2 separate regions of the Homo sapiens genome follow, and region 1 is linked to region 2. A link is a loop called in an ENCODE intact Hi-C map of the cell type or tissue named here. Cell type or tissue: heart left ventricle. All regions are shown on one strand. Each heading gives the region's core, and the rest is flanking DNA. Links, peaks and the distances in the headings are about the cores only.

Region 1 (15,086 bases), core at 5,116-9,115, 52 kb after region 2:
ATTCCGAGCAAAACAAAGAGAAGCAGGACTTGCCTTATCTGCTGAGTGCGTGTCCCTTGGTTCTCCATAGTTCCTTTCTTGTAGGCTTCTTGAAGAAAGGCTTCAGCTCTGCGGAACGCGTCTCTGACTTGTCCACCAAATCCTCTGTGGTCTAAGGATTTTAACCCTGTTGAATGGTTTCCAGGTCACCCTCTTGAAGGCTTGTTGTTTCTGTCTTCTGATTCTCTGTGTGCACTGGATATCAGTGTTCACAACGCCATCCAGTGAATATATTTTTCACGATGTTATCCTGCAGCGCCACCAAGTGTCTCCATAGATTTTCACAGTTTGGTGAAAGCTACCTAAATTCCATTCACTTATATGTCCTCCGGAAACAAATATTGTTTTATTCATTGTGTTCAAGTGATTACAAATATATTGCACGTTCTGTAATAATTATTTCATATTCTCTTTAGTTTGATATGCTGTTAATATTCATCTTAAAGCATTTATCTTTCCCCCTTCTCCATACAACCAAACGTGCTTAGTTGTGGTGAATACAGAAATACAAGATGTGATTCCTGGCTCCCAGTGGTTTGTAATCTTTCTGAGAAGACTGGAAACATAAAACAACCATAATATTTTTAAGCTGTACAAAATTCTATCACTACTTGACTTTCCTTAGGTGGTAATGAAAAGGCAAACTATACATGGGTCATTTTAGAAGTCCTCTCAGAGGATATGAAACTGGATTAACCATGAGATGGGACATACTTTGATAGTTATGATAGCACAAGAAGGCATTTATATAGATTTCCTTGGTAGCAAGGAATTGTGAACTGCTAGAAAGTAAAGTAAGATATTGGGAGTAGAACACATTATGAGAATCCTTGATTTAGTTCCAGCTTCTCAAAAAATAATAAATACACAAGCACAAGCATGTTAGTTTCATTTAAAGCAGGCTTATTTCTAAGACTGCCCTCCCTCAGTTTCCCAAGATTTATTCCAGCAACATCTATGGCTATCTGCTTTGTTTTTCAGCTCAAGAAGACAGAATGAGAGATATTTTCTTCCTCAATAATAGAACAAAATCTTAGCCTTCATTCTGATTAGACCAACTGAGAGCACTTCAGCCTGTTACTGAAGAAATCAGTGTCTCAAGATGTATAGGATTAAAGGTAGAGATTATAGTCCCAGAATCTAAAGACTCCATCTTTGACCCTTTGTTTTAATCCAGGCAGAGATTGCCCCTTAAACTTGAGGTGGTTTCAGTCCTAGCCAAAGTGCATGGCATAATGAGGGAGATAGTTGGAATAGGTGCTTGGAAACTACCAATGGTATCCACTGTTAGACATCTCAAAGTACTCTCAATAATGGAGGACATCTAAGAAGTCTGCTTTTAAAAATTCTAATTTCAAATTACATTCACAAAAATGTGAACTAGATACATGGTTGAAAAATTATCAGTGCAGAAGAGTAGAAATTGAATAGTATGTGGATTGACTATACAATTATCCTTCCTTCTTCTTAACCCCTCTCTAAAATGACAGAAAAGTAATAAAAGGTATGAATTCACAAAGACTAAGAATACATAAGTAAATACACAAATTATTTGATGATAGAAAGCAGATGAAAGAGCAATTGACAATAGTTCCAAGAAATGTCTAAAATAAAGTTCCTTCATTGGAGATACTAAAAATAAACTACTGGGTTTTCCCTACACAATCCTAGTAGGTACCAGACTTGGAGGAACCAGGTGTATAAGAAGGCTGAAGTCAAGTAAGGGCTTAAAAAAGAAGTTATTAGTTGAAAGTATGTATGTAGGATAGTTGAATTCTCTGGTCTTTTCACCATCATACAGAGACAAGAAAATAACTGAGAGCCAGAGAATGGAAAGCTTATACTCTGGAGAAATTAGATTATATTCTGGAGAAATTATACTATCTCCAGTCTTGGAAACCCCAGGCAGAGCTGAGTGAAAGTAGGAGGTATGAAACTAAAGATAGGGAGATTAGGCAAAACACTGCCTTCTGTATTGTGAGACTCCTAGCCATGATACTCTCAGATTGTAGGACACAAGATATATGCCTGACATCTTCCCCATCGCACCCAAAACATTGAATATTGTAGAATTCTATCCTGGGGAATATGAAAGGCGCAGATAAAGACTTACATGTACTGATATGTGGGGGTTTCCCAAGGTAGTAGCTCTATCCTAGCATGGTTACATTAGAGTGAAGCCCTGTCATCAATACTCATGAAGTGTTGACTGTCAGCATTTGCTGTGTCACCATTCATATATATAATAAGACAGTCAAAGATAACAAGACATTTGAGAAAATGCCTACAACATGAAATAGAAAAGCCAAAACTGTAATACTACCGCCAAGCACAAAAAGCAACAGGAGGGAATAGATATAATTCAGAAAACAAAAGAAAGCCTTTTAAAATGTCTGATTAGTATCCCCAGAGAAACAAAATGTAATAAGAGCTAACACTTATTGACTTATTCTAAGTTCATTATTCTAGTGCCTCATATGGATTTACCTAGTTGATGTTAACAGTAACCCTATCAAGTACGTATTTATACCTGGAAGACAAAGAATAGCTTAGGGCTTAAGTGCCCCTTACTAGCTATATAGCCTTAGGCAAATTCTTAACTTCCCTTTGATTCACTTGCAAGTTTAAAATAGGTATAATAATAACTCTTACTATATAATGCATTTTTAAAGAATAAATAGATTAATTATAGATGAAAGAAGATTTACATTTGCAAATTTGTAATAGGATGTTATGAAAAACCAAGAGCTCTTAAAAATAAATATTTGCTATCCAAAAAGAAAAACTTAAATATGGAGATTGGATGATTAAATAAATTGTCTAATAAGTAGAACAAGAGATGGAAAAGAAGAAAAAAATTATAATTTAGAGTCTCAGAAAATCAACACAGGAGGTGCAATATTTAATGAGATTCTGGTTAAAGTGAGACTGTAGAAAACTCAATGGATAAATTATTACTAAAACATAACAAGAAAATTTCTCAGAACTTACAGTAAGAGTCTATATGTTAACAGGGTATGCCTGCATGGCCAGATTAATAAATAAAATGCCTGTATTAAGGTCTTTTCAGATTACCAGGAAAAAGTTTTTCAATGCTTCCAGGAAAGGAGGTAAGAGAGAAGGACACAAAGAGAGATGGAATCAAAATCAAGTCAGTCTTCTGAAGAAACTCGACATGCAATGAGTAAAAGAGACAGCTTCAGCTTTCAAAATTTGAGGGAAAATTATTTTCAAACTAGAATTTTATACCCAGTCAAACTATCAAGCAAATGAAAACAAACAAAAAAGATGTCTTCACAATGTAAGGAGACAATTTTTTAAAAATCTCTTCTGCATTCGTTTATATGAAGGTCTTGAGAGATGCGTGCCAGCTGAATAAGAGAGTAAACTAGAAAAAAGAGTATACTGGACCTTGGAAAAGTAGACTCATACAGGAAAGTATTGAAGGGAAAAAGTCCCAGGGTAACAGTCTATAGATTAACCAGTCTAAATGAAACAGGAAACTCACGATGAAAGAGCTCCTGAAAATAAATGTCATTGACAGAGTATCTTAAAAATTGGAATATTTTTAAGGAGAAAATACATTCAAATGAAAGATATGGAAAAAAACAATAGAGGTACATAGAAAATAATGCAAGTATGAAATAACAATTACGAACTCTAGGAACCATACTTTTCAAGTATGGAAATGTAATTCTAGTACAGTATACAAATGCATATTCTGAAGCATGTAACAATATAGATAATAACCACTAATTTAACTAAGAAACTGTGACATCTATATTGGAGAATAGGAGAAAAAGAATTTGCAATGTTTGCATATGTTTGTTAGTTTGGAAATAAAGCTAAAATGCTTTTCTATTATAGAAAGAAATGGTTCAAATACAAAACAATATCAAGATATAGTATTATAAACATATTATTTATAAATATTGAGATCAATTCAAGAAGAAACCACACTGTGGTAAGGGACTGGCAGAACAGCTAACTTAAAAAACTATAAAATGTTAGTTATATATAGTATATATTTTATATATAGTAATATAAAAAAACTGATGAAACTTGTTTTTCATTCTAACCTTTAGTTCCTCTTGCTTATTAAAAATTTGGTATTTAAAATAAATTTGCAACATATAAATGAATATCTCCAGCAATCTCAACCACACATTTCAAAATGTTTTATTTTTATTCATTTTCAGGCAGATTATAATTTTATTTCAATTATAAGGCATAGTCTGTTTTATACATCAGCAAAAGTTAACATAAGAAAATATTGGCCAAGTAAAAGTAGCATGCTTAAAGATAAAATAATAAGTATATAAACTAAGGGTATTATTGATGTTCAGTATTGCTCACAATATGCTTTGTTTCATTTTGTCATGAGCATAGTAGTAGAGAAATATTTCTTTTTAAATACATGATGTAGAAATAAATGACATGGTTTTCAAACACGAATATATAGAATGTTAGAATGAGTTTGGAAATGTAGATATGCCTTCTTAAATAGAGCAAGTACACTATAGACAGAAGTGATTAGAATCATGAGATGCAAGCTCTGAAATGAATCAAAACCTCAGATTTCTGTAATGAGATATAATAGTAATTAATTCCTTGGGCAGTTGGAAAGAATTAAAACCTTAACACTATCATTTAGAAAAAAATACTCATTAAATTAAACCCAGTTGTTATTAATGCAAAAAAATGATGAAACATTGTAAAACCACAGGGGTATACTACTTGAAAATAATGCTTGAAGTTGCATAATAACTTAAATTTGAGATTTAAAAGTAAACTAATAGAAACATGGCTATGTAACACACCAAAAGTATATGAAACTAAAAACAGACTTTACTGAATATTAAATCCAAAGCTATTTCGGAAGGTGGAATTTTCTTCACCCTTCCTCCCAGGGCCCTGTGCCTGAATATCCGAAATAACTGGTTTCAAGAACTTGAACTCACTGGTCCCGGGGCCTCCCGTCAGACACACCTCATACTGGTAGCTCTGGGACAGGGTCTCAGCGCCCCTCACGTCCACCAGATGCCCTGGAAAAGGACCCTCGGGCACCGAGCAGCGACCCACCGAGGCCGCCCTGCTCCTCCTGCACAGCCGCACCGCCACGAACAGGAGCACCGAGAGGAGGAAGAGCGAAGACACCGAGGCCAACGCCACCACCAGGTAGACGGTGAGCAAGTCGGCCTCGGCCTGGGCCTGGGCCGGGGCCGCCTCCGGGAGAGGCAGGTAGGGCTGGGAGAAGCCGTCCACCAGGAGCAAGTGCAGCGTGGCGGTGGCCGAGCGAGGAGGCTCGCCATTGTCCTTGACAAGCACCACGAGCCTGTGCTTGGCTGCGTCGCGCTCGCTCAGCAGCCTGGCGGTGCGCACCTCCCCATTGTGCGCCCACACACCGAACAGCCCGGGCTCCGTGGCCTTGAGCAGCTGGTACGACAGCCAGGCGTTCTGGCCCGAGTCGCCGTCCACCGCCACCACCTTGGTCACCAGGTAGCCCGGCTCGGCCGCCCGGGGCACCAGCTCGGTGCAGGGCGCGGAGCCGTTCTGCAGCGGGTACAGCACGAAGGGCGAGTTGTCGTTGGCGTCCAGCACCAGCACGCGCACCAGCGCCTCTCTGCTCAGCGCGGGGGAGCCGCGGTCTGTGGCGCCCACGCGGAACTCGAAAGCCTGCAGGGCCTCGTAGTCCAGCGACCTGAGGGCGAACAGGTGGCCGTTGTCCGCGTTGATGGAGACCAGGGAGGCGAGGGGCAGGTGCGGGTCTTGGGGCGGCAGCAGCGAGTAGGTGACCTGGGCGTTGGTGCCCGAGTCTCTGTCTGTGGCGCTGACGCTGCCGATGTGCAGGGCGGGGCTGTTGTTCTCGCGGACGAACAGGGTGTAGGAGGTTTGGGTGAAGGCGGGGGCGTTGTCATTGACGTCGGAGACCAGGACCGTTATGTTGTGCTCGGTTTTCAGCCTGGGTGTCCCCAAGTCAGTGACGGTGATAGTGATGTTGTACTCGGCTCTGATCTCTCTGTCCAGCGCGCCTTCTGTAATTAGGATGTAAAAATTCTCCACAGAAGGTTTTAGTAGGAATGGCAGATTCTCTTGAATGTAGCAAACCATCTTTCCATTTTCTCCAGAGTCTCTGTCATTAATCTTAAAAACAGCCAGCGGCGTCTCAGGAGAATTCTCAGCAACAGAGTTGGAAAATGATGATACGATCAGTTCAGGGGGATTGTCATTGGTGTCCAATACTTCCACTAAAACCCTACATCTTGCAGAAAGGCCTCCACCGTCCATTGCCTGTATATTTATTTTGTAAGAATTTACTAACTCATAATCAAGCAATTCTCTGAGAAAGATTTCCCCAGAAAAAGGATTGATTTGAAAGGTTGTTCGAATATTTTCTGAGGCATCAAAAAATGAATAGGATACTTCCGCGTTGACTCCAGAGTCTACATCTTCTGCCCATACCTTAACAATAAGGAACCCAATGGGGCTGTTTTCTGGAGCCTGGGTCTCATACAGAGCCTGGGCAAACTGTGGGGCATTGTCATTGACGTCCAAGACAACGATGCGTACAGTAGAGGTCCCAGACCTGGATGGAGACCCACCATCCAGCGCTGTGAGGGTTAAGCTGAGCTCTCCCTGCTCCTCCCGATCCAGTGCTTTGTCCAACACTAGCTCTGGATATATCATGCCTTCATCACCGCCACTAATGTTAATATGGAAAAAAGAGTTGGGGCTGATCGTGTAGTTTTGGATACCGTTAAGTCCTCCATCTGGATCCTGTGCTCTTTCTAGTCTAAATGCTGTCCCTTCAGCTGTATTTTCTGATATTTTTAAGACTGTTTCTTTGTCCTGAAATACTGGCGCGTGATCATTTATATCCCTGACTCTCAGCTCAGCCCGGTAAATCTGAAAGGGATCATCCATTAAAATTTGGAAATACAGCATACAGGGCTCTTTAGGGCCACACAGCTTCTCTCGGTCCAGTTTCTCATTTGTGAGCAAATTCCCGGTATGTGAATCCAGGAGCAGGTATTGTTTGTTATCATCGGAAACCACCCTGGTTCCCCTTGCAGCCAGCTCCCCCTCTGCTAGTCCCAGATCCTTTGCCAGATTGACCACAAAGGATCCTTTCTCTGTTTCCTCAGTCACCGAATAACGTCCAAACCCAGAACCTGCCAAGGACACTCCCCAAAAAAGAAAAAGAAACAGGACTTGCCTTTGTCTTGGGAAGCACAACTCTCTGACAGCCATAGCTGCTGCATACGTTATTTCCTAGTTGGTTACAGCCACAGCTCCCAGCATAAAAGAACAGCAGTAGGAAACCCTGCACCTACGCCGTGTAGCCCAGGGGTCTTTTTTGTCCTTTCCCTTTCCCAATCTTTGGCAGCTAAAGCTTCTCTTTTAAGTTCATCTGTCCGTGTCTTCCTTTATTAGTGACTTGCATAGCATCCTCAGAGCAATTCCCAAACCGTCTCTTTAGCCTGCAGCGCCACCGTGTGGCCTCCACCAGATTTCAGTAGTTGTACCCATTTGGGTGTGTGTATTCAGACAATTTCCTTTAGTGCCTCATTTAAATTTTTCATGTTTATTTTCGTTTGTCTTGTAAAAATTAATGTTGAGACAGAGAAATAGTCACATTGTTGAGATTCTTCAATTCTTTTTGGGAAAAGTTAAAAATTCAACACTTGAAAATATGTTTCTAGCAATAACTCTGTCCACCTCACTGTGCTAAATTTAGCTCTCTACTAGTCCTTTCATCTCAGACACAACTCTCACACAATGTCAAGAATCAAAGGGAAAATGTTGCTGACATCTGGGATCACCAAAGTAACAGGAGATTTTACTTTTCCAGAAACATCGGGATAAGAACACCAAAACAGACAAAGAAAATATGTTTCACACCTTCCTCAACAAACTTCAAAATCTCATCACACTGATTAAGGAGAATCATCACTCTGTAATCTTGTATAATGCATTTAAGCTGTCCCTCCTCTATTCTCTCATAAAAACTTGTGTATACAACTATGATTGCCCTGCAAATATTATTGCTTCTTAATTCATGCAAATCTATTTCTTCTTCAATGTGTGGGCTACTTAAGGATAGGAACTATGTCCTAATCATCTGTGAGTGACAAATCAGACAAGCAATAAATACTGCCTGTATTAGGACATGCATAAATAAACTCAGATGGGTAGAACCTGAAACGTTTTCCAGTGCCTTTCAATTCCGACCACTTGAAAGTTTTTTTCTTTCATTTACTCTTTGCAATTTCTGTTTCCTTACTTTCACTTGTCTTTGTTTTTCTTGTATTAGCTTTAAAGTAACTTACAGGGTTAAATAAGAGATTGATCCTTATTTTAAGGTCCCCTCTTAATTGAAATTTAGCAGGATCTAACTTCTCTGCACCAAATAAAGGGAGGTAAAGAACAGACCACACTAACACCTATCTTAACACTATTAAAATTAAGAACAGCATTCTAGTGTCTTTTTTCATAGAATTTTATTCAAAGTTCTTTTTAAGTTATTTTATATTTTATTTTATTTTATTTTGATGGAGTTTTGCTCTTATTGCCCAGGCTGGAGTACAATGGTGCAATCTCGGCTCAAAGCAACTTCCACCTCCTGGGTTCAAGCGATTCTCCTGCCTCAGCCTCCCGAGTAGCTGGGATTACAAGCATGTGCCACCATGCCTGGCTAATTTTGTATTTTTAGTAAAGACGGGGTTACTTAACGTTGGTCAGGCTGGTCTCAAACTCGTGACCTAAGGTGATCTGCCCGCCTTGGCCTCCCAAAGTGCTGGGATTACAGGAATGAGCCACTGAGCCCTGCCTCAAAGACCTTATATCTAGAAAGAAGCTCTATTTTGTCTATAATAGGCCCAAATGGATTAAGTCAAGGAATGTCGTGGAGGAAAAGGCTAGACACTACCAATAACACTCTAATAGCTGAATATAAAAGCCGCACAATATAAACCTCTACTTTGTGATTGCTGTTGTTTTTTCAACTGGATGGCACTGGGCTATTAGCCATTAAAAATTTAACAGGAACCTCAGGAACCTCTGATTTGTTTATACAGAATTAAAAGGAGCAAATTAAATATTTTCACATGATCCTATAGAATGACTAAATTTTTTTTTTTTTTTTGGTTTCCAGACTAAAGCCCATTTACACACGCTTAATATCTTGCAGTGGTTTTTCTTCTAAGGCTAATTAGGGGTTTATTTATCATATCACTTACAAGAGAAACATTATATTTCAAATAGGGAACTATCAATGCCGGGAAACTAGAACTTTAAAATAAAAGGTAAAGTTTAAGAAAATTATTGTAGGCTGGGTGCGGTGGCTCATGCCTGTAAATCCCAGCAATTTGGGAGGCTGAGTGGGGTGGATCACGAGGTCAAGAGATAGACCATCCTGGCCACCATGATGAAACCCGTCTCTACTGAAAATACAAAAATTAGCCGAACGTGGTGACATGCAACTGTAGTCCCAGATACTCTGGAGGCTGAGGCAGGAGAATCGCTTGAACCTGGGAGGCGGAGGTTGCAGTGAGCTGAGATCGCGCCACTGCACTCCAGCCTGGGCGACAGAGCGAGACTCCGTCTCAAAAAAAAAAAAAACAAACAAACCAAAAAACAAACAAACAAACAAAAAACAGTTGTAATGAACAAGGATGGCAAACCAATAAGAACACCGGTTTCAAAAGAAAAATAGAAGAAATATCAAATAGTAAAAGCACATATTACATGCAGCAGACTATTTTAACAAGTAAAAAGTTTTAGGAAAAGAAGAACTAATGAATAATGTAGAGGCAATGAATTTAAAGTCAATAAAGACATTTAAAACGACCAAAAATTTTTAAATGATATCAACTTTGAAAAATATTATATTTCACTTATGGGATTCTAGTAAGAAATGCCTCATCAGGATACAAAATAAGAAAAAGTTAACTTGTGAAGTTAAGCATAATACGCAAAGTTGAAGATGAATCAAACAAAAAATAGTACCTTCTTTGTGGTGGGCATACACAATTTAGTTAGCCAACAAGAATATATTAAAGAAGTAAATGTCTTTATTAAGTGGGTTCCTTTCAATAATTAAATCCAAAGCTATTGGGGAGAGTAGAATTTTCCTCTATTTCTTTCCCACCCCTATGGGGCGGGAGGTGGGGGGTAATCGGCTTCAAGAACTTGAACTCGCCGGTCTCTGAACCTCCAGTCAGACACACCTCGTACTGGTAGCTCTGGAACAGGGTCCCGGTGCCGCTCACGTCCACCAGATGCCCTGGAAAAGGACCCTCGGGCACCGAGCAGCGACCCACCGAGGCCGCCCTGCTCCTCCTGCACAGCCGCACCGCCACGAACAGGAGCACCGAGAGGAGGAAGAGCGAAGACACCGAGGCCAACGCCACCACCAGGTAGACGGTGAGCAAGTCGGCCTGGGCCTGGGCCGGGGCCGCCTCCGGGAGAGGCAGGTAGGGCTGGGAGAAGCCGTCCACCAGGAGCACGTGCAGCGTGGCGGTGGCCGAGCGAGGAGGCTCGCCATTGTCCTTGACAAGCACCACCAGCCTGTGCTTGGCCGCGTCGCGCTCGCTCAGCAGCCTGGCGGTGCGCACCTCCCCATTGTGCGCCCACACACCGAACAGCCCGGGCTCCGTGGCCTTGAGCAGCTGGTACGACAGCCAGGCGTTCTGGCCCGAGTCGCCGTCCACCGCCACCACCTTGGTCACCAGGTAGCCCGGCTCGGCCGCCCGGGGCACCAGCTCGGTGCAGGGCGCGGAGCCGTTCTGCAGCGGGTACAGCACGAAGGGCGAGTTGTCGTTGGCGTCCAGCACCAGTACGCGCACCAGCGCCTCGCTGCTCAAAGCCGGGGAGCCGCGGTCTGAGGCGCCCACGCGGAAGTCGAAAGCCTGCAGGGCCTCGTAGTCCAGCGACCTGAGGGCAAACAGGTGGCCATTGTCCGCGTTGATGGAGACCAGGGAGGCGAGGGGCAGGTGTGGGTCCTGGGGCGGCAGCAGCGAGTAGGTGACCTGGGCGTTGGTGCCTGAGTCTCTGTCTGTGGCGCTGACACTGCCGATGTGCAGGGCGGGGCTGTTGTTCTCCCGGACGAACAGGGTGTAGGAGGTTTGGGTGAAGGCGGGGGCGTTGTCATTGACGTCGGAGACCTGCAGGGTTATGCTGTGCTCGGTTTTCAGCCTGGGTGTCCCCAAGTCAGTGACGGTGATGGTGATGTTGTACTCAGCTTTGCTCTCTCTGTCCAGTGCACCTTCAGTCATTAGGATGTAAAAATTGTCAACAGACGGTTTCAGAAAAAAAGGCAGATTATCTTGAACATAGCAAATTGTCTTTCCATTTTCTCCGGAGTCTCTGTCTTTAATCTTAAAAACAGCCAATACTATCCCAGGAGAGTTTTCAGCAACAGAGTTGGAAAGTGATGATATGATCAGTTCAGGAGGATTGTCATTGGAATCTAATACTTTTATCAAAACTGTACATCTTGCAGAAAGGCCTCCGCCGTCCATTGCCTGTATATTTATTTTGTAAGAATTTACTAACTCATAATCAAGCAATTCTCTGAGAAAGATTTCCCCAGAAAAAGGATTGATTTGAAACGTTGTTAAAATATCTTCAGAAGCATCAAAAAATGAATAGGATACTTCTGCATTGACTCCTGAGTCTGCATCTCCTGCAGACACTTTAACAATAAGGGACCCTACTGGACTGTTTTCTGGAGCCTGGGTCTCATACAGAGCCTGGGCAAACTGTGGGACATTGTCATTGACATCCAAGACCACAATGCGTATAGTGGAGGTCCCAGACCTGGATGGAGACCCACCATCCAGCGCTGTGAGGGTTAAGCTGAGCTCTTCCTGCTCCTCCCGATCCAGTGCTTTGTCCAACACTAGCTCTGGATATATCATGCCTTCATCACTGCCACTAATTTTAATATGGAAAAAAGAGTTGGAGCTGATCGTGTAGTTTTGGATACTGTTATGACCTTCATCTGGATCCTGTGCTCTTTCTAGTCTAAATGCTGTCCCTTCAGCTGTATTTTCTGATATTTTTAAGACCATCTCTTTGTGCCGAAACACTGGCGAGTGATCATTTATATCCCTGACTCTCAGCTCAGCCCGGTAAATCTGAAAGGGATCATCCATTAAAATTTGGAAATACAGCATACAGGGCTCTTTAGGGCCACACAGCTTCTCTCGGTCCAGTTTCTCATTTGTGAGCAAATTCCCGGTATGTGAATCCAGGAGCAGGTATTGTTTGTTATCATCGGAAACCACCCTGGTTCCCCTTGCAGCCAGCTCCCCCTCTGCTAGTCCCAGATCCTTTGCCAGATTGACCACAAAGGATCCTTTCTCTGTTTCCTCAGTCACCGAATAACGTCCAAACCCAGAACCTGCCAAGGACACTCCCCAGAAAAGAAAAAGAAACAGGACTTGCCTTTGTCTTGGAAAGCTGAACCCCCTGGTCTTCATAGCTGCTTCTTTCCTCAATGTCAGTCTCAATCACACTGCCCCAGCACAAATAGCAATCGCAAACCCAGACTTATGTGTACCAGAGATCTAGGGTTTTTAATTTTTCCTTTCCCAATCAGGGACTCGACAGCTCTTCTTCTCAGCCCATCTGTCTCAGTGTTTCCTTTTTGTCAAGGACTTCCGTAGCATTCTGGTCAATTTTGTTCCTCCGTCTCTTCAGTCTGCAGCGCCACCTTGTGGCTTCCAACACAGTCAAATGGCTGTGCCCAATTTTTGTGTTTATTTAAAAATTCTTCATTGCTTCATGAGAAAAGATAAAAATTGAACAGTTGAAAAAATGTTTCTAGCAGTAACCCTGTTCAACTCTGTGTTAGATTTAGCTGTGTTAGGCCTTTCGCCTCTGACACAACTCTTACGCAAACAAAGGGAAAATTGTGGGTGCCTTCTGGAACCACCAAAATAATCAATTTCACTGTCTCAAAAGCTTTGGGCATAGGAACACCAAAAATTAACAACAATAAAAAAAACTTGTTTCACATCTTCTTCAACAAATGTCTTCAAGATCTCAGATTGCCTAACTAGAATCACCGCTCTGTAGTCCAGAACCAAGCATTAGGCTGTCTTTCCATTGTGCTTCTCTAAAACTTACGCATACAACTATGTTTACTCTATAAATATTATTGCTTCTTGTTTCAGGCCAGTTTGCCCCTTCATCAATGTGTGAACTACTTGAGAACAACTATGTCTTAGTCATCTTTGGTTGGCAAATTAGCCACTCACTAAATGCTGGCTATATTAAGGCATGCATAAATAAACTAGTGAGTAGGACATGAAACAAAATTCAGTGCCTTTCGATCTCTGCCATTTGAAAATTGTTTTCTTTAATTTACTCATACTTTGCAATTTGTTTTTTTTTTTTCTTAGATTAGCTTTAAAGTAACTTGCAGAATTAAAGAAGGGACTGACCTTTATTTTCAAGTCCCTTTTAGTGGAAATCTAGTAGGCCCTAATTTCTCTGAACCAAATAAGCGGAGGTAAAGAACAGATCAAACTAACACCTATCCTAACACTATTGAAAGTGAAAACAAATTATTAAATCTGACTCACATAGAATTTTATTCAAAGGCCTAATATCTAGAAAGAAGCTCAACTTTACATATAATAAGCAAGAAATACAGATTAAACATAGGGATATTTTACAGAGAAAGGGCTAGATACCGCCAATGTATACTATGATGAATATAAAAGCCAAACCATGTAAATGTCTCTTTGATAAGTTTTTTTTCCAACTTAATGAGATTGAGTTGTTAGCCATTAAAAATATAACAGGGACCTCTGATTTTTTAATTCAGTAATAGAAAGAATAAATTATTAAATATTTTTACATAATACCTTTGCCTTTTGTCTACAAACACAAACACATTTACACATACTGAATGTCTTACAATGGCTTCTCTTTTTATTTTTAGATAAGGCTGGTTAAAGATTTCTCATATCACTTACAATAGGAATATTTTATTTTATTTAAGGAGATACCAATACAGGGAAAATAGAACTTTTTTTTTAAAGGTAACTTTACGAGACTCCATCTCAAAAAAATAAATAAATAAAACTTTGGATGGGCACATTGGCTTATGCCTGTAATCCCAGAATTTTGGGAGGCTGAGGAGGGAGGATGGCTTGAGCCCAGGAGTTCAAGATCAGCCTGGGCAACTTGGCAAAATCCCATCGCTGCAAAAGATTAGCCAGGCATGGTGGCATGCACCTATAGTCCAAGCTACTTGGGAGGCTGAGGTGGAAGGATCCGTTGGGCCCAGGAGGCAGAGGTTGCAGTGAGCCAAGATTGTACCACTGCACTCCAGCCTGGGTGACAAGAGTAAGACCCTGTCTCAAAAAGGAAAAAAAAAAAAAGAAAGAAAAGAAAAGAAAGAAAGAAACTTTAAGAAAAGTATTATAATGAAAATTGAGCCCAACAAAAATACCAATTTTGAAAGGAAAATAGACAAAAGAAATGTAACATAGGAAATATGCCTAATACATGCAACAGGTTATTTTAATACTTGAAGTTCTAGGAAACTGAGAAGTAACATGAAAAATGGAGCAAAAAATGAATAGGAAGTAAATAAAATATAAAGACGGAAAAATTTTAAATGACATCAACTTTGAAGATAAAGTATATTTTGTTAATTGGGATTCTATATGCAACACCTCTTCGGGGTAAATATGAGGAAAAGGGAAACTGGAATTAACAATATAATTTGAACTAACAATCAGAGAAAAATACCTTATTGGTGGTGGTGAGCATGAACAATTTAATCAACAAGACAATCATAAGAAGTTAAGGAATTTATCAAATGGGTTCCTATCAATAATTAAATCCAAAGCTATTGTGAAGGGTGGAATTTTAATCTATTTCTTTCCTAGTGCCCTAAGGAGAGAAGTTGGGGATAATCGGCTTCAGGAACTTGAACTCACTTGTTTCTGAGCCTCCTGTCAGACACACCTCGTATTGGTAGCTCTGGGACAGGGTCCCGGTGCCGCTTACGTCCACCAGACGCCCTG
Region 2 (15,086 bases), core at 6,249-10,248:
TCCTGGTTAGTACATTTTCTGTTACTATGAATTATGAATTTCTAAAAGTCATTTTCAATGCAGAATATAAGAGATATGTAGAAGAGCATACACTTTTCAAACATGATTCTGAATGTTGATGGCAGTAGTGACAATTTGAGGAGTAACATGTAGGGACAGGCTAGTTGAGTGACACAAGATTCCTTCAAGGAGCATGCTCAGGAATATCTTTAACCTCCATTCTTTGGATCTGGAAAATGTGGAATGCCTGACTTCCCTGGCATGGATCAGACTTTTAACAATGATCAGATGAAAATTTCTGGTCAGAAAGAGAACTTGGAACAGAATTTGGTCAAAGTATTTCATATGCCTTTTTATTTCATGTCAAATGTAATATCCAAACAATGTTGAGGTATTTCCAGAACTGCCTATTTGGACATTTAAAATCTTTTGAATATTCTTAGTTCTTGGCCCGCTCATTCACATTTGAGAGCACATGACACAAGAGGGTTCCCATAGCCTCCCACAGGTAAAACTTCTGCAGTGACTTCCAGGCTACTGATTCAGCAATAGAGACAATATTCTGATTTTTTTTTATTACATTTCCCAGGATAAAGCCTGCAGGGTTTTGCCCAGATTACATTTCTGTTCATGGAGTATTCCAGTGAGGCCTCTATCTGAGTTAGATTTTCATTAAACATCACCAAAGTGAACTCTCATTGAATGCTATTTGGCTTTGCTTGGGAAAAAAGACACAAGCCTCTCCCTTAATAGATTGGAAATACGTATGAAATGAGCTTGCTATATTAGAGCCTATATTCTATCGATTTTACAGGAAAGGAATCCATTTTTACAGGAATAGGCATTGGATTAACAAAAAATATTCATTATGTTTATGTTTCCTTTGTTCTTTTGTGAAGAAAATACATCATCACAGTGTTTATCTAAGATTATAAAACCCTTAGGGGATTATCCCAAAGATAACTCATAACACTCCATTACGACTTCAAAATATCCAGAGAGACCTCTGCTAGTACCACCAAGCTTTCAACTTTTAAGGAAATCTTTTCTAAAAATTCAGCCATCAGCCAAAAGGGATAATTTTATATACATTTAAATAGTCATATTAACTAAATTGTCTAAAATTATACATAATTTCCATGTTTACAGTAATCAAACTAGAAATAGAAGTTCCATGTTGCTCTTTTAAGTAGTGGTTTGGAGGATAGTGAAGAGACACTGCAGCTTATTTTTATTATACCAAAAATATAGCTAATGGGTTTCTCAGAAAACTGTTGCTCCCATTTAAATTCATTTGTGGAAGAAATTAAAATTCTTCTCCACTTTCCAATTGTTGGAATAAGGTAGCTCCCACCTTGTGAATGCTGTCATATGACCACAACTACCTATGTATTCCAATTGCCATTTAGGAAGAAAATAAAAGCAAGGAAGGGAAATAAAGCAAGACGGTCAATGGCCTTAGATTAACATCATAAAAGGCAAGGTGAGACTTACAGAAATCTCAAAAGAAGTCTACAAAATCTGAAAGAGAAAATAGGTAAAATGAATGGCTCTGTTTATGTTGATGAGAGTCTCTATTCTGCTAGTTTCCAAAAAACTTATTTCACTGTCCTTAATTTTTTTATTCACTAAGAAACAATGAATTGTCACTCATGTTCAAAATTGTTCTAGGTGCTATGCATGACATAGAGGAGAATTGGAACTTATCCTTCAAATAGCCATAATCCACAAAAACACATGGACTGCTGATCTGCTTATGAATATTTTCAGGATCCATATTTAGTCAATTTTACTAAGTAAAATTTTTAGCCTTGCTACTTATTGCCTGTGATGGGGGCAGGGTATTCTGGATTGCTGCATAAACATCTTAGTCATCTTGCTCAGGATACCGTTAAGTCCAGATGTAAAAGCGTGCCTCGCATTTATCCGTTCACTTTCTGATTCTGTTCTCCAAAGTCAGCTTTTGAAGATGCTACTAGCCAGGAATATTTCTTGAAAATTCAGTTATTTGCATATGTTTGCCAGTTGTGAGATGATTGAATGATGGCATAAATTTAATTGCAGTAGTTCAGAGTACTGTCCCTTGATAACACCCCAGGGAAAACAATATGACTGATTCAAGACAGGCAAGGCCCCAAATTAGGGCTTATCCCAGGAGGCCTTTTGGCTTTACACATAAAAGAATTCAAGGGCAATCAGGTGTTATTAGACAGCAATCTTTTATTAAAAGGGACTGCTCCTTGCTGAGCAGGACTAACTATTTTGCAGTGCACCCAGAGTTGGCAGTAGCAGCTTATGGGTTGTTGGCAACTGTATTTATACTCACTTATACCTATTTTCACTTACATGCAAATTAAGAGGTGAGTTAATGCAAATTGAGGAGCTGGTTATTCAGAACTTTCTAGAAAAAGGGACAGTAACTTCCAGGTTGTTGCCATGGAAAAGGGCAGTAACTTCTGGGTTGCCATGACATTTGTAAATTGTCATGGGGCTGGTGGGAATCTCTTATGCTAATGAGCAGTAAGGGCAATTAGAGGTTGCCTTCAACACCAGCTGCTACTTCCTGCAGGGTTTTTCACTTCAGTTGTGCACCACCTGCTGGTTCCTGTCAATTTCTTCATTTTGTCCTGTTCTGATAGGGGAATAAGTCCTGCTGATCTCCTACCTCATTACTTCTCTGACAAATGCCTCATACATTTTAAGTAGACAACTTGGAACCTAGTCTGGCAACTGTGTAAAAAAGTAAAAGTAAAAAAAAAAAAATCACCTGCACCAATGAATGTGGCAATACATCCAGGGAAACTCCTGCTTTCAAGGCTTGGGACTAATCCTCTGTGTTTTGAGAGCTGTACTCTCTGGACTTCAGGCTCCATCCTCTGATGCATCCTTCCTTTTTCATTGGAATTGGCACATGTTTTTAGCTAAGCAGTTTTATCAGTCTATTTCTAGCTTACAGAGTTTGGGGAGGGGGGTACCACATCCTCCTTTAATTAGTTCTCTCTATCCCTTTCAATTCAAGCTGGCAGTGTTTCTGCTGATTAAACATTCTCAATAACCTTATTTCCTGTGCATTTCACAGGGATTCAATTTATTAAACAAGAGACTCCTTCGAAGTTATTTCCTGAGTAATTATGTCTATATTCCTGGCTTCTGCTGATGTGGCTGAAGATATCCATGTCATGTACCTAGTCTCTTCAAAGAGCCTTCTGTATGATTGACTACCTGATTCTTTCAACGCACTAGTAAAAGGTTGTCCTGATATGTCTGTGGCTTTCTCTCCAAAACATGCATCCTTAGCAGTGAATCTCCTGATCTTAACATCTGTTGCAGTCTGAATAGGGTGAGAATTTCCCCAACCATCAAGTCTGGGTTCCTTTTTGCTTCACAGTTCTTCTCTCAATCTAATTCCTCTCATTCTTTTCCCTCTCACATTTTACTATAAGCAGCAAGAAAAAAACAGGCTGTACATTTAACCCTTTGCCTGAAAATCTCAGTGAAATCTCCCAAGTTCATTGCTTAAAAATTCTTTCTACATAACTACAGGACACAATTCAGCTAATTTTTCTTCCACCATATAAAAGGATTCCCTTTTCTTCAGTTTCCAATAATATTTTCCTCATTTCTGCACCCTCACCAGCAGAGACTTTAACATCCATATTTCTACTCACAATCTATTTAAAGTGATGTGGTATTCTCTAAGGCAACATGTTTCTCCAACATGCTCCTCACTTCATTCTGAGTCCTTACTAGCAGATTTGTTAACACCATATTTCTGCTAACACTCTGTCCAAAGCAAGCGAGGCTTTTTCTGTCATGCCTGTCAAAGTTCTTCCAGCCTCTGCCCACTGTCCAATTCAGAAGCCATCTGCACATTTTAAGTGTTTATTACAGTAGCACCCCACTTCCAGGTATCAAAATCTGTGTTAGTTGGAGTTCAGCCAGAGAAACAGGCAGCAGATGTGTAGTAATCAATTTATTGCAAGGAAGTGACTTACTCAGTTTTGAAACGTGGCTGGACAAGTCCAAAATCTGTACAGCAGGCAGTTAGGAGGGGCAGGCTGGAATTCTGGGGCATAAGCTGAAGCTGCTGTCCTTAAACAAAATTTATTTTCATCTCACGGAAGACTCAACTCTGCTTTTATGGCCTTTCCACTGATTGAAATAGACCCACCCAGATTATCTAGGAGAGTCTCCCTATTTTAAGTTTAGCTGATTGGCAACCTTAATTCTGTTTGAACCTTAATTTCTTTGCAATATAACATATTCATAGGTTCTGGGGATTAGGGCAGGAACATCTTGGCGGTCATTATTTTGCATGCAATACCATTCTAGAGTATCTGCAAAGTTGAGAAGCTCCTGGAGACAGAAAAGTCCTGACAAGAGAGCAGATGTTTTTTCCTCAAATAATTCAACTCCTTCACCAACATATCCTTTAATAAATTTTGTTTGGTTAACTAATATTAATTCTACAATGTATTTTCTTTCAAATTCCTTATGAATCAGAACAATGTTGCCATCCAAAACAAGTAGATGTTGGCATACTGTACCATCAGAAGCTCCTCTAAGCCCAGAATTTGGAACTCGTTAAGATTTTCCTGCTGTGAAAAGAGGAAATTGCAGGAGATGCATTACTTGGTCCTAGTGTCTATTGGCCTTATACGAACACCTTAAACACAGTAAATCTGGGTATTAGAAAGCCTGTCCAGTCCCCCCAATAGGATCATAACATTAGATAGAGATAAGGAAGAACCCATTAGTCTTTTCTATGTTAATTTACATGAGACAGAATACATTACGCAGATATATTTTTATGAGATGACATATGTGTTTTAGAATGAAAATCTAATGCTTACAAGTGTGACCTTGAAAAGAGTAGCTTAAACTTATCCATGTTGCTCCTTATTGGAAAAAACAAAACTCCAAATATGAAGCTTGGAAGAAATTACACATGGATAAATATGAAATGATTACACCCCAAACTTTTGTCAAAAAGTCAAGCTGTGTGAATAAGAAAAACTATAAAAAAAACTTAAAATATGACTTCAAAAATCATACATTCTTATGTAGTGTCATATAGTGTGAAAGGTAATTTCAGAATTAGAGTTATGTTTATTAGGTGGGGTTAACTTTCATATCACCCTTCAGGAATGAATACTATTAATTTATTCAGAAATATGAACTTTCCTGATATAAAATATTTATAATAATACAATAATTTGAAAACTAACAATCAGACAAAGGAAATGAGTAACATTACTAAAGACAACAGTAGAAATTTAAAAAAAAGTAGAATTCAAGATTACTAAAGGGTTAAAAAAAACTAAGGTGAAAAGTGAGGAAGACAAAATTAACAGACGGTCGGAAAGCTACAGATACCTACATTATTCTAGAAATTCTGATTTCCTCCTAGAGTCCTGGCTTACAATATTTGGGAATATAGGCTTCAAGAACTTGAAATCATTACTTTCAGAGCCTCCCGTCAGACACACCTCGTACTGGTAGCTCTGGGAAAGGGTCCCGGTGCCGCTCACGTCCACCAGATGCCCTGGAAAGGGGCCCTCGGGCACCGAGCAGCGACCCACTGAGGCCGCCCTGCTCCTCCTGCACAGCCGCACTGCCACGAACAGGAACACCGAGAAGAGGAAGAGCGAAGACACCGAGGCCAATGCCACCACCAGGTAGACGGTAAGCGAGTCGGCCTGGGCTTGGGCCGGGGCCGCCTCTGGGAGCGGCAGGTAGGGCTGAGAGAAGCCGTCCACCAGGAGCACTTGCAGCGTGGCGGTGGCCGAGCGCGGAGGCTCGCCATTGTCCTTGACCAGCACCACTAGCCTGTGCTTGGCCACGTCGCGCTCGCTCAGCAGCCTGGCGGTGCGCACCTCGCCATTGTGCGCCCACACGCCGAACAGCCCGGGCTCCGTGGCCTTGAGCAGCTGGTACGACAGCCAGGCGTTCTGGCCCGAGTCGCCGTCCACCGCCACCACCTTGGTCACCAGGTAGCCCGGCTCGGCCGCCCGGGGCACCAGCTCGGTGCAGGGCGCGGAGCCGTTCTGCAGCGGGTACAGCACGAAGGGCGAGTTGTCGTTGGCGTCCAGCACCAGCACTCGCACCAGCGCCTCGCTGCTCAGCGCCGGGAAGCCGCGGTCTGTGGCGCCCACGCGGAACTCGAAAGCCTGCAGGGCCTCGTAGTCCAGCGACTGGAGAGCGAACAGGTGGCCGTTGTCCGTGTTAATGGAGACCAGGGAGGTGAGGGGCAGGTGCGGGTCCCGGGGCGGCAGCAGCGAGTAGGTGACCTGGGCGTTGGTGCCCGAGTCTCTGTCTGTGGCGCTGACACTGCCGATGTGCAGGGCGGGGCTGTTGTTCTCGCGGACGAACAGGGTGTAGGAGGTTTGGGTGAAGGCGGGGGCGTTGTCATTGACGTCCGACACCAGCACGGTTATGCTCTGCTCGGTTTTCAGCCTTGGAGTCCCCAAGTCTGTGATGGTGATGGTGATGTTGTACTCGGCTCTGGTCTCTCTGTCCAGCGCCCCTTCTGTTACCAGCCTGTAGAAATTCTCAACAGAAGGTTTTAGCTTAAAAGGAACATCATCCTGAATTGAGCAAATCATTTTTCCATTTTCCCCAGAGTCTCGGTCTCTAATCCTAAACAGGGCCACTTCTGTCTCTGGAGAATTCTCGGGAATAGGGCTGGTAAGTGATGAAATACTTAGTTCCGGGAAGTTATCGTTAACATCCAGCACCTTAACAGAGACAGAGCATTTTCCAGAAAGTCCCCCGCCATCAGATGCCTCTATATCTAGATCATACGAAGACATTGTCTCAAAATCTAGTTTTTTAATTAGTCGAATTTCTCCTGAAAGGCTGCTTAGCTCAAAAGGTTTGTCTATCTCCTGAGAGCTGTAATAAAGGGAGTATGATATCTCTCCATTTGTCCCAGTGTCTAAATCCCTAGCAGAGACCTTGACAACTAGGGAGCCTACTGGGCTGTTCTCTGGGACCTGCACCTCGTAGAGCGCCTGCACAAACTCCGGGGCATTGTCATTGGCGTCCAAGACCAAGATGAGGATCTGGACGGTGCCAGATCGGGGTGGAGAGCCACCGTCCACCGCTGTCAAGGTTAATCTGAGCTCGGCCTGCTCCTCGCGATCCAGTTCTGTGTCCAGCACCAGCTCTGGGTATTTCCTGCCATCCCCTCGGGTGCGAGTGGAAACATGGAAATGAGAATTGGGAGAAATATTGTAGTTTTGAACATTATTGCTGCCCACGTCCAAGTCCCGAGCTTTTTTCAGAGGAAACACAGTCCCAAGGGAGCTAGTTTCTGGGATTTTCAGGGTCATTTCTCTTTCAGGAAACTCAGGAGAATGATCGTTTATGTCTGTCACTAGTAGTTCAGCTCGAAATACTTCCAAAGGTTTTTTCAGTAACACTTGGAAATGCATTATACAGGGCTCAGTAGGGCCACACAGCTTCTCCCGGTCCAGCTTCTCATTTAATATCAACTGCCCGGTCTGCAGATCAAGCTGCAAGCCTTGTTCGTTATCCTCAGAAACTACCCGGGCTCCCCGCTCGGCTAGCTCCCCCACTCCCAGCCCTAGGTCATTGGCCAGGTTGGCTACAAAAGAACCTCTCTCTGTTTCCTCCATCACAGAATAGCGACGGGGTTCCCAGCCTGCCAGAGTCACTTCCAGTAAAAGAAGGAGAATCAGGACTTGCCTTTGTTCGGGAAAGCGCTCCCCTGCAGGCTCCATCTTTACTTCTGTACACGCCCCTTTCAAGGAACCGGAGTCAGAGCTACTTCAGGGAGCGATGGGACAGAGGCAGTGATCGATCTGTGCGTTGATAACCTGTTCGGAAATGTAGGAGAATAGCATTCTCCGGAGACACTGGTCCGTGCTCTGCTAACAGGCTTTCCTCTTAGGCTGAAAGAGGTCTGAAGTAGCTAGTAGCATTTCATGGGCTTTTTCCTTTTCCTTTTTTTGAAGCCTTAGCCTGCAGCGCCACCATGCGTTGTCTTTGCTTCGAAACGAATTGCTACAATTGATCTATTCTCTATTCTATTAGGAGTTTGGAAATTGGGAGGAAATGATGTAATCACAATATCACGCAATGGTAATTATTAATTTCTTCATTTAAAGGAGTATTATTGGTCTCTATGTGCCAAATTATGAAATACATCAGTAAACAACCCAGACATGGTCCCCACCCTCCAGAGCCTGTAGTCTGGGTGTAGTGTTCTGAGGGAAATTGAGAAGTGAAAGAAGACATAATAGTGATCAGTCATCTTGTAATAATAATAACATAAAGCCACGTGATTTCTTAAAAATTTATCAGCAAAACAAAATGAATTCTTTAATTTCTTTCAAATTCTAGACAGCCTATGTACCAGAATTGTGCTCCCATTGGTTGGATTACATCAAGAAAAAGCTACACGTTAATTCCAGTGTGGTATCCTTTCTACATAAAGTCAGAGAGTTATGATTTTATGAAAATTTTAAACTGTGGAAAAATACATATGAAGGCACTTCCTATATCTCTTACTTTGCTTTTTCTTTTTTTTCTTTTCATTTTTCCTTTTTTTTTTTTTGAGATGGGGTCTTGCTCTGTTGTCCAGGAGGGAGTGCAGTGGCACAATCACTGCTCATTGCAGCCTTGACTACCCAGGCTCAAGCAATCCCCCCACCTCAGCAACTGTAGCTGGGACCACAGTTGCGCATCACCATGCCTGGCTAATGTTTTAATTATTTGTAAAGATGAGGTCTTGCTATGTTGCCCGGGCTGGTCTCAAATTTCCGAGCTCAAGCAATCCTCCTGCCTCAGCCTCCCAAAGTGCTGGGGTTATAGGCATGAGCTGCTGTACCCAGCCCTGCCTTGTCTCTCTCGTATTTATTATCTGACGTAGTATAGATGTACTTATTTAGTTGTTTCCTTTCTGTTTCAACCTCACATGTTAGAACTTCATTTTGTTCACTGCTGCATCCCCAATATCTAAAATAATCCCTGGCACATGGTACGTGCTCAATAAATATTTGTTAAATGGATCCATTAATAAATCACAATTAATTTAAACATTCTGACAGATAGGTTCTCCTCCTACTGTAGAAATTCCCTCTTCTTCTGGGATTCAAGTTCATTATATAAGATGGATAAACAAAGACAACATGTTCATAAGGTAGCTATTTCCTATGCCCTTTAAATAGTAATGTGAAATAACTCAGAATGACCTAAAATGTCATTTCATTAAGTGGCAAAACAACTTAGCTACCCATAAGCAAGGGATATATTATATGACAGAAAGAAAGAACATAACAAGATTATGATGACCCTAAAGATAAGGATTATGTCTCTTTTAGACACACATTTTTCATTGTCAAGGTTTTTTTTTTACAGTAATGTTATTATGACACTTACGATATTCAAAACTCTTATATAATAAAATGTTCTAAGAATTTCTATTAAACACTTCAAAGACTGTACCATTGGAAAGATCCTTCAGTTTTTCTCAAAATTGTATATTCTGACAAAAGCTAGTGCATGTCCCTTATAGACTACTAATATTTTACAACCTCCTTGATCCCAAATGTTGTCATACTAATATGAAAAGCCACAATAAAAACCCAATAGGAAGAAAGGTCTAACTTACCAACAATGCAGGAATATCTAAACATGCTTTTGACAACAAAAACCTCACTTAGATCTCTTAATTAGAGGGAAATTTATTAAAGAGCACAAATTTGTCTCCAGCAACCTAAGGGAAAAAGACTTGGGAGGGACTGGAAAATCTAAAACAGGAAAATCTATGACAAGGTCATTCTTTTGGTACCTTATTTTTTCTTGTCTCTCAATAGATTGATGTTCTGTATTTCTTTGCAAGTGTTTAGCCAAATATGACACCACTTTCTGCTTATGTTCCTAACAAAGAGACTATGTTGTATCTGGTTCTTAAAGCCATTTTTTTTTAAACAGAGAGAATCAGATTAGGCCAGCTAGGATCATCTTATTTTTGTGTTTGAAATCACAGAGGGAGGTGGGTCATATAAAATAAATGTGGCTGCAACATTACACTTCAGCCAAAGACAGGGAGAATTTTCCAGAAAAAGATCAGGTGGGCTAGATAGACGCTACAAAAGGGAGCTATGATTTTAAAATCTTGAGATAATCTAATAATCACTAAAGATGCTCGTATGGCCGGGCAAGGTGGCTCACACCTGTAATGCCACACTTTGGGAGGCAGAGGCGAGTGTATCACCTGAGGTCAGGAGTTTGAGACCAGCCAAACTCCTGACCTCAGGAGCCAGTTTGAGTTTGGCCAACATGGTGAAACCCTATCTCTACTAAAACAAGGAGCCTGTAATCCCAGCTACTCGGGAGGCTGAGGCAGGAGAATCGCTTGAACCGGGGAGGCGAGGTTGCAGTGAGCCCAGATCGCGCCATTGCACTCCAGCCTGGGCGACAAGAGTGAAACTCTGACTCAATAATAGTAATAATAATGCTCATATATGTTATGGAGTGAAGGTTATAAAAAGAGCAGAAAAGTCTTTAAGTTTGGGGAAAAATGTAGTCTTTCCCACTTCAAGCTATTGTGAAATAAAACGATGCAATTTTTGCAGACGCTTCTCCATTTAAAAATTCAAGACAGGTAAGCATAAGACAGAATCAATAGAATATGTACTAATAATCACTATATCATCGTTCCTGTCTTCTAAGCATCAAAAGTTTAGAAAAGCTTTCTTTAATGAAACGGAATGGAGCTGGAGTCTTCAAGTCAACAGCCTGTGATTTTGAAAAGTTGATAAATTGAACAAATATTACTTTTCATTAATGAGTAAACCTGAAAGTTGTATTCATCAAAATGGACATGATAAAAGGAGACCAAGTATGAACAAATAATCAAAGAAAATGTCTAATCTTAAGTAGGAAAATGAAATCAGCAAAAATCTTAGAAAATCCATATAGCACAAAAAACATAACAGAGACTTAATATATTGATAAAGGACTAACCTTTATCCTAAATGCTCTGAAAAATCTACAGATTCTTAATTGAATCCAAAACCATTTACAAAGTTGGACTTTTCCTCCCATCATTCACAGCGCCCGGATGCTTAGGGATAACAGACTTCAGGAATTTGAATTCATTTGTCCCGGAGCCTCGCGTCAGAAACACTTCATACTTGTACCTCTGGGATAGGGTCCTGGTGTCGCTCACGTCCACCAGATGCCTGGAAAGGGGTCCTCGGGCACCGAGCAGCGACCCAATGAGGCCTCCCTGCTCCTCCTGCACAGCCGCACCGCCACGAACAGGAGCACCGAGAAGAGGAAGAACGACGACACCAAGGCCAACGCCACCACCAGGTAGACGGTGAGCAAGTCGGCCTGGGCCTGGGCCGGGGCCGCTTCAGGGAACGGCAAGTAGGGCAGGGAGAAGCCATCCACCAGGAGCACGTGCAGCGTGGCGGTGGCCGAGCGCGGAGGCTCGCCATTGTCCTTGACCAGGACCATCAGCCTGTGCTTGGCTGTGTCACGCTCGCTCAGCAGCCTGTCAGTGCATTGTGCGCCCACACGCCGAACAGCCCTGGCTCCGTGGCCTTGAGCAACTGCTACGACAGCCAGGCGTTCTGGCCCGAGTCACCGTCCACCGCCACCACCTTGGTCACCAGGTAGCCCGGCTCGGCGGCCCGCCCGGGGCATCAGCTCGGTGCAGGGCGCGGAGCCGTTCTGCAGCGGGAACAGCACGAAGAGTGAGCTGTCGTTGGCGTCCAGCACCAGCACGCGCACCAGCGCCTCGCTGCTCAGCGCCGTGGAGCCGCGGTCTGAAGCGCCCACGCGGAACTCGAACTCCTGCAGGGCCTCGTAGTCCAGCGACCTGAGGGCGAACAGGTGGCCGTTGTCTGTGTTGATGGAGACCAGGGAGGCGAGGGGCAGGTGCGGGTTCCGGGGCGGCAGCAGCGAGTAGGTGACCTGGATGTTGGTGCCCGAGTCTCTGCGGTGCTGACGCTGCCAATATGCAGGGCGGGGCTGTTGTTCTCGCGGACGAACAGGGTGTAGGAGGTTTAGGTGAAGGTGGGGGCTTTGTCATTGACGTAGGAGACCAGCACCGTTATGTTGTACTCGGTTTTCAGCCTAGGAGTCCCCAAGTCCGTGGCTGTGTTGGTGATGTTGTACTCGGCTCTAATCTCTTTGTCCAGTGGTCCTTCTGTTAACAGCCAGTATAAATTCTCAACGGAAGGTTTCGGCATGAACGGAACATCATTTTGAATTGATCAAACTATTCTTCCATTTTTCCCAGAATCGCGGTCTTGAATGCTGAAAAGAGCTGCAACGGTCTCAGGAGAATTTTCGCGGATGGGGCTTGTGAATGAAGCCATGGTCAGTTCCGGAGCGTTATCGTTGATATCTACCACCTGTATTATGACAGTGCATTTTCCAGAAAGACCTGCCCCATCAGAGGCTTTAATATCCACCTGATATGACACAATTTTTTCAAAATCTAGTTTTCTGATTATTTTAATTTCTCCCCTTCGTTCATTAAGTGCAAATGTCTTAGAAATCTCTTCATCACCATAAAAAATGAGTAGAATATCTCACCATTAATTCCCATGTCTGAATCTCTAGCGGAAACAGTGGCAACAAGGGAATCCAGGGGGCTGTTTTCTGATATCTGCACCTGATAGAGTGGCTACACAAACTCAGGTGCATTGTCATTGATGTCCAAGATTTCAATGAGGACCAGAGCAGTCCCAGTTCTGGGAGGAGTCCCGCCATCTACTGCCATGAGAGTTAACCTGATCTCAGCCTGCTCCTCCCGATCCAGGGCTTTGTCCAGAACCAGCTCTGGGTATTTTCTGCCTTCACTGCCATTTTGGGTGAGAGCGTGGACATGGGAGTAGGGGTAGATGGTGTAGTTTTGGATGTTATTGATGGCCACATCCAAATCTTGTGTATTTTTCAGAGGAAACACAGTTCCTGGAGGAGTATTTTCCATGATTTCAAAATAATTTCTGCTTCTGGGAATACAGGGGAATTGTGTTTATGTCACTGACCAAAAGTTTAAACCTCCAAAGGTTCTTCCAGTAACACTTGGAATTGCAGCACACAAGGCTCAGTGATTCTACACAATTCTTCCCGGTCCAATGTCTCATTTACTTGCAGGTCTCCGGTCTGAAGTTTCAGCTGAAAATATTTTTTGTTATTGTTAAAAATGACCCGAGGCCTCCACTGGTATATTACTCTTACTTCTAGCCCTGGGTCCTTTGTTAGATTGGCCACAAAAGAACCACTTTCTGTTTCTTCTGCTACAGTATATTCCACTCCGCACAGTATATTCCACTCCGCACAAGTCTGAGACAGCATAACAAAGAGAAGCAGCACTTGCCTTATTCTAGGAAAGTGCTCCTTTTCAGCCTCCATTTCTCCAACACCAACAGCATTCAGGGTCCGGATGCCTATGTTGCGTTGGTAGGCAATCTGCTCTGGGAATCAATCCTTGCAGCAACGCAATTTTCGGTTAAGAAAGCCTCTTCTCTTTGATGGATCGAATGAGTGCTAGCACAGTAGTTGAAGAGATTCATTCTAACATTTCAGGAGTGTAAACTTAAGTGATATACTAGCTAAATCTGGTTTATTATGCAAACTCAATAGGTAGCCTAAGAGTTGTGGATAACTTATTTGTGAATATTGCCTAAGGACTGTGAGCTTGTTATGTTGACTTGTTACAGTATCTAAAATAATTTATAAAGAGCATCACCATCTATTGTTAATACTGAGATACACACATGTTGAAGCTGAGAGTCACTGAGACCTTGAAGAGGGAGCCAGCCAAGATCATGGATATAAAGGCTGAAGTTAAAGTAAAAAGTAAAATGCAGAAGAAAATATGTTAAGTTCACCTGAAATAGCAGGTTAAGCATATTCCCAACTGGAGAAGATCTCAACTCATTTTTAGTAAGCAATTATGTATCTCTTGTGGATTCATTGGAATACTGAAACCCTAGCATGGAACTGAAATTTTTACTTCTGAGGAAAGAGAAAACATTTTGGGGGAGGAGACTTGGGGGTCTTCCCAACTGTGCCAACTTTAGCCAATGTTTTACTCACAATGTTTAAATAATAGACACTATTATGTGTTGTGGCATTCTAATTATCTAGCTAACTGAGAAAACTAAGGATGAGCCAAGTGTAAGAACTGTGGTTCATATTGGTTTCTCTTAAGGCATAAATAACTCAAATCAACATTCTACTTTAGAATGTTTTCTTCTATACAAACAAGTTCGATTAATTAAACTTTCAAAATATGCCAGTCATGGGCAAAATCTGATGGACAAATTTCCTTATAGAAATATTTTGGTCATGGGTCCAAATTCACTATTATGGATTTACATGTCCAAGAAAATGTGTCCTGAATGTCTATGCATTTTTTAATATTAATGGGATAGAAGCTTGTACCTATGTCAGTAACCCAATGAATCAAAGTTAGTTTTTCATTCCCATCTTTCATCTCTTGGAAAAAGTTTCCTCTTTCTAAGATCTTAGCTCCTAGGCTTGGAAGAAACTTAAATTTCTTTCGTGAGGCTTTCTAGCAATAGAGGATATTAATTAAATATTTATTACTATAACTGAAATCATGAATCAATCCATATGATCGATAAATTGGGATTATTTATGGAGCAAGAATATTTTACATTACATGACAAAAATAATTTTGTTCACACTGAGCTTAGCAAGTAATTTTTAAAAGAACGAGTCTGCTAAGGAGGGTATGATGATCCTGAGAAAAGGTACAGACACCCAAAACTTACAATTTCAGTGTTATTATTATTTTTTAAACAAAAAGTATTATTTAAAAAGTAATCATGGGACATATAAAATAATGGAGGTAAAGTTAATGAGACATTTCATAAAGCCCTTTGTAGCATTTATCTGTTGAAAGACCTCATAAATTATTTACAAATTTAAATTTTGTTACATAAGCCTCTAGTATAGATTTGTTATCTCTAGGCTTGTACATCCTGTATTTCATTCATTAAGTTAATATTAGAAGCATGCAATAAAAGACCAGGGTTTCATGGTAGATAGTCTAATTGAGTACTCAAGGT

The links. A loop is a pair of places that touch in the nucleus more often than their neighbours do. Peaks named below come from ENCODE experiments on the same cell type or tissue, not always from the same donor. Only the 100,000 strongest peaks of a DNase experiment are listed, where the experiment ranks them.
Region 1: a loop joins it to region 2, with 2.3 times the contacts of the local background. A loop is called at or near these places in 1 of 110 quality-filtered maps.

What each region holds. Positions count from the first base shown.
Region 1 is chr5:141,184,757-141,199,842 of GRCh38, reverse strand. It overlaps PCDHB9 (protocadherin beta 9), which reads right to left and starts at 12,682. Exons shown (of 1, transcript NM_019119.5): 1 at 8,302-12,682. The coding sequence starts at 12,524. The coding sequence ends at 10,131. PCDHB10 (protocadherin beta 10) reads right to left here and starts at 7,490. Exons shown (of 1, transcript NM_018930.4): 1 at 4,196-7,490. The coding sequence starts at 7,290. The coding sequence ends at 4,888. PCDHB16 (protocadherin beta 16) reads right to left here. Exons shown (of 1, transcript NM_020957.4): 1 at 13,617-15,086. The coding sequence ends at 14,953. It overlaps PCDHB11 (protocadherin beta 11), which reads right to left and starts at 216. Exons shown (of 1, transcript NM_018931.3): 1 at 1-216. The coding sequence starts at 68. It also overlaps PCDHB@. RefSeq lists enhancers at 5,102-5,627, 10,149-10,707, 10,708-11,268. In heart left ventricle, for the core only: a CTCF peak has its summit at 7,537 (motif pointing left); no DNase peak of the experiment used is centred there; H3K27me3 peaks cover 1,024 bases.
Region 2 is chr5:141,238,238-141,253,323 of GRCh38, reverse strand. It overlaps PCDHB15 (protocadherin beta 15), which reads right to left and starts at 7,929. Exons shown (of 1, transcript NM_018935.4): 1 at 3,959-7,929. The coding sequence starts at 7,745. The coding sequence ends at 5,382. It also overlaps PCDHB@ and the pseudogene PCDHB19P. In heart left ventricle, for the core only: a CTCF peak has its summit at 8,004; no DNase peak of the experiment used is centred there; H3K4me3 peaks cover 1,022 bases; H3K27me3 peaks cover 223 bases.